2 separate regions of the Mus musculus genome follow, and region 2 is linked to region 1. Evidence: chromatin loops called from intact Hi-C (ENCODE). Cell type or tissue: left cerebral cortex. All regions are shown on one strand.

What was found. A loop is a pair of places that touch in the nucleus more often than their neighbours do. Peaks named below come from ENCODE experiments on the same cell type or tissue, not always from the same donor. Only the 100,000 strongest peaks of a DNase experiment are listed, where the experiment ranks them.
Region 2: it touches region 1 in a loop (5-fold over the local background); 3 of 42 quality-filtered maps call a loop at or near these places.

What each region holds. Positions count from the first base shown.
Region 1 is chr19:48,365,711-48,368,210 of GRCm38, forward strand. The region is part of intron 1 of Sorcs3 (sortilin-related VPS10 domain containing receptor 3); the gene reads left to right. Among named protein-coding and RNA genes, the nearest start is that of Sorcs3, 160 kb to the left of the region's middle. In left cerebral cortex, no CTCF peak of the experiment used is centred here; DNase peaks (open chromatin) are centred at 1,475 and 1,750; H3K27ac peaks cover 872 bases.
Region 2 is chr19:48,258,011-48,260,510 of GRCm38, forward strand. All of the region lies in intron 1 of Sorcs3 (sortilin-related VPS10 domain containing receptor 3), which reads left to right. Among named protein-coding and RNA genes, the nearest start is that of Sorcs3, 53 kb to the left of the region's middle. In left cerebral cortex, no CTCF peak of the experiment used is centred here; a DNase peak (open chromatin) is centred at 1,345; H3K27ac peaks cover 360 bases.

The DNA.
Region 1 (2,500 bases):
CTGGTCTCATCTAGTGAGTAGCAGGATGCTGAGTCAAACATGTGAGTCGTGGCCCATGCTTCTGCTGCCTGCCTTGATAGGGTTAAGTGACCTATGCACAAAGCACTGGTAGGATGTCCTAGGAGAGATGGGAACATCCTGCCCCGAGAACACAGAACAATCCCGGCTGAAGGATTAGGCATAATTTCGTGAAGGAGGAGCCATATTTCATGGCTTGGTTTATTTGGAAAGGGAGACCATAGGGCATCCAATGTGAGAAAGCGCTAAGAATAGTCAGGAAATCTCAAAAATTTCCCATGCTGCTTAGAAGGGCTTGAAGAATGTGGAGGGCCTTGTAAATAGAGCTGGATAGAGTCTGCCTTACAGAGTTGGAGTTGGAGATGGGAGTCAAGGTTTCCCTTGGGAGATAGTAGGGCAAAATGGAGCAGCTGAGCATGCACAGCAGAGTCTATGAAAACTTTAGGATGGATGCCTGTCACTATGACTTTCTTCTGCAGGGTGGGATTTGAGATCAGGGGGAAGAAAGGGGACAGTATAATTAACAGCTACACTGTGTGCATTCACTTCTTCAGGCCTACTACTCTAACTGTGCACAGGGCTTTCCTCCCCTCTTGCGTTCAGGTTCTCTGTTCGCTGTCCATACACTCTTTTCTTTCTTTGCTTTCCAATTCTCTTCTTCTTTGGGTAAATCTCAGTCTTATTTATTTCCCAACTCTGTCTCTGAGATCCTATTTTCATCCCCATAGATCACTCAAACCTACATTGTAGAACCCAAAAAGAACAGTGCGCAGTGTTGAGAAAGATGCTGTAAAAGTTTTAGATAAATACATAGTTGCCACTGTCTAACTATTTTTGTTAGAAACCTTTAGTTTCCATCCTAGCTAACAGCAGCACAGAGAGACTCAATGCATGTCCGAAGACCACATAGTTCCAAGTGACTAGGTTAAGACTCTCAGTCAAAGGACAATATAAAACAGGTCTTTGGGGTGTGTGTGTGTGTGTGTGTGTGTGTGTGTGTGTGTGTGTCTTTGTTCTTGGAGATGTGTTGGTGGTCTGCAATGTTCCCCACCGCCAATGTTAAGTGGAAGATTTTTATGTGACGTCTGTAGTGTGTTTACTTAGGAGCGAAGTTCCTTCATTTCATCACTTTCTTCAAGAAACATACGAACCATTGCGTTCAAAAGAATCAGCAACCAGTACATCAGGGCAATGGGGAAATGTTCCTCACCAGGGAAGACTGGCGGAAGTAGAATGGAGTAGGGGCTTTAAAGCCGCACGTTCCACTTTCAGATATTCTCAGCTTGGTCGCTGGGCTTCTGCATTTGCTGGCTAGATGCCTTCCCCTGATCATTTTCTCCTAACTTTTTGAAACGTGAGGCTGCTTTTAACAGCTGATTTTTTTTTTTTTTTGAAATTGAGGGTGATGGCTCCGAAGTTAAGATTCAACTGTGGCTTTCAGCACTTGCTGCTCGCGCCTGTAACAGATGGGTTTACAGCCATTATCCCATAGAATACGATACATGATGAAGTTGTCCTTACAGCAGAGAAAAAAAGCTTCATAATTTACCTTCAGAGCCGAGCTTGAGAGGGTGCCGGGAGCCTCAGCTCTGCCACGATGTGAAATGGATTCTAAAAAAGGGGAATGCTTCAATTGTCTGACCTTTACAGCATATTTAAATGTATCTGATGGTGTTCACAGTAGTAAACACTATAGCTAAGGTTATGGGCTGGGAAAACTGAGTGGAATATTTGCAGCTAGCTGTGGACGCTCCTGGCAGGAAGACAGGCACCTGGCTTTGGACTGGGATGGAGTCTGGGAGGGGAAGTGATGGCATTTTTTTTCCCCAGTGAGTACTAGTAGATTTTGCACCAAGAGAGCTTTGGAAACTGAGGAAGCTCTTTCTTCCTTATCTAGGATGTATCCCTGCTTCTGTGAGCGTGCAGAGGACCTAATGATGGCCCCGCCCTCTATTTATTTATTCACCCACCAAATATTTACTTACCATGTACTCTATGTACTGTGAACTGCTGTAGGGGATCGGAATGTGGAGATATGCTTTCAAATTATCTCGCAAACAGTAAAATGGAGAAGGGGGGGGTGTAAAAAGGTGTGCTAGTGGTGTATACATTAGATGCATACCTAGTGCACATATAACATGGAAGAGACAATAGCGCTTTATAGGAGCCAAAAGGAACAGTGAAGATAGAAGCCAATGAACATTAAAGCCAACTTGGTGATGAAGTCAGAGAAATCAGTAAGGTAGTTGGCAAACCGGAGCTCTAGGGGTAAAACAAAGAAAGCTCGGGGAGAGTTTCTAGATTTTTCTCTTATGCAACGACGAGAAGGCTGCTCATGCCGTTCACAGAGAGATGAGTTGCTAGGGACGCAGACATGAATGACACATCCCTCCCCCTGTTTGAGGTTAGGGGAAATCGTGTAGCCTTTTAGCAGTGAAGACTGATCACTCTGAGCCAGAGACCCTGCCCATCATCCTTTATT
Region 2 (2,500 bases), 110 kb before region 1:
GGAGCTAACACGAGGCAGGAGACAGTGGATTCGTTCCTAATCCAGCAGCTCTTACTACTCATGTGCTTCATCGGAAAAACGATGGCGGCGCTGCTGCTGCAAATCTGAAATTGTTCTTAGGGGGTGGTGGTGGTGGTGCATAAGCTAGTCTTTGTAAAGATGCTGGTTGTCTAGACAATCACTGGTAGACATTAGCATTGATAAATAGTTGGCGTGATGGAGCATCGATCAAGTAGGCATGTAGTTCATTAAGCCCTCCAAAAGGCCAGAACCAAGCGCTGTGGGAGTTCAGGGGAGAAACAGACCTTGTCTGCAAGACACAAAGTAGGGGCAGTTCTCTGTGTCCAAAGATGGGTTTATCAATCCTTCTTGGGCCCCACCCCGCTCCCAGGCTTCAAGGAATCTTTTGCTGACCTGTATCTAGCACCATCTACAAGTGCTTTCTTTTAAGAGAGGGTGTTGTGCCAATGAGCCTGGGGTTGAGTCTGGCTGCTGAGTCCTGATGGAGAAGCAGCAGTGGAAGGATCACCTACATGTGTCCCCCAATCCCCGGCACATTCTGATTCACGCCACGTTTCCTGTCTCTGTTTGAGCCACACACATCCCTAAGCTCATCAATGCCTCTCTTAGTTCACTGATTGCTTTAGTAGATTGCTTCAGTCCCTGACTTTTATTTATTTTTTTTAAACGTCTAACCCCAAAGCATGTCTTCAAACACTCAAAGACTTGTCTGTATGTCATACTTCTCAGTAAAGGGTCTGGCTGGGTTTAGGGAAAAGAGAATATTATTGTATTGGACTGATGTTTTAGCAGGACATAGTATCCATGGTTTCACCTGTAAATGCCACTAATTCGTCTCCATAAATATCCTTCGTGGGTGGGACACTCATGAGGATGCATAGATTTTGCATTTGTTCTCTTGGCTTTCTATACTTATTTACCATCCTCGTTGGGATGAATGTCACCTCTTTCCAGACCCACGCACGGTCCCTTATTGCCCATAGTTGTGAGGTCTTGTACCCTGAAATGGGGTGAAAGTAGAGAGGAGCAGGCATAGGTGGATCAAGTATCTTTTAAAGGACATGGCTCTGATCCCTCCTATATCCTCCCTTATCCCATAGGTGTCTCTGCTACGATAAAGGTCAGGATGAGGGGGTAGAAGATAAGTTCTCCAAGCAGGCGTCTAGCTTTCCTGCAGGCATGTGCAGGCACTGTGGGGGTGTTGCTTGTGTCTCCCTTTGGGGAGGCAGTGTTTTGGGGGGGCGGAAGAATGACTGGAGCTGTGGTGACCAGCCTGGGGCTGGGGGCGGGAGTACAGAGGTGTTGGAGGGGATCCACCAGCTGCTGCAGACTCAGACTGCAGTAGTGACTTCACCCTCCTGACTCACCCTCGTTCCAGCCTCCTGGATACAGAAAGTGACAAATAACTGATTGTCGTGAGCTCCGGAACACCCACGGCCAGTAAATCATAGAGATGAGAATCTAGTGTCCCAGTGGCCATCTCTGAGCGACTGTAACAGCCAGGAATGTTCAGAACCTTGGACAGAGCCCCTGAGTTAAGGGCACACTGCTACAATCCCACTGTTTAGTCTTTCTTCCTGCTTACATCCCCCCACCCCCCATCTATCTGGTCCCTACATCTCCCTCTTCTCTCACTGTCTTAACCCCTTCATTTAACATGACAGAAAAGACCCAGGCTCCTGGGATGAACTAAGTGGCCCCCTTTAAGATTACAAGCTCATTCCTTCCCCATGTATCTGTCCAGCTACTCATCTATTCACCTATCCATCTATCTATCTAACTGTCCATCATTTGCCCATACCACCAAACCTTCATTTCCCCTGTTCTATATGTTCATCTGTTTCGATCTCAAATCTTCCCACTACCAAGACTTTCTTCCCAGCTGCTCTCGGGGCAGCACCCGTGACTCAGAGTAGCCTGATTGGCCCGGGGAAGGAAGTATTGCTGGTGAACTTTAAGAACTCTTTGGCAATTTTACATCATCTTACCACCTCCAGGCAGAGAGCATCTCTTTCCACTGAGCATCACTAGATACTCAGGCTCCAGTGACTGCTTTCTCTAATGATGGACAACCTGTGTCTTCTCTATATGTGACCACAGACACAGAAATGTCTAGGAGAGACCTGAATGTGATCTCTGGGGCTGGAGCAAGGACAGCCTCAGGTATGAGGTGGGTACCACATAAAACTGGGGCAGGAGAGAAAGGCCACCAGGTTTCAAACCCAAACCAGTAACTTGGACATGAGAGTTCACTGGTTCATTGTCACTGATGGCTTCCATTGCCTGTCTCCAGAGAGTATAAGACCTAGAAGTCCAAGACTTGGTCTCAGACAGAACTTCCTAGATGGGTACCCTCAGCAAGCCCTAAGCCTTAATTTCTTCATCTGTAAACAGAACCAATAGCAGCCCCACTGATGTCAGAGGGTTGCTGTGAAATGCCTACTATCATCTAAAGCCTCAGGAGAGAAAAGGCAAGGGA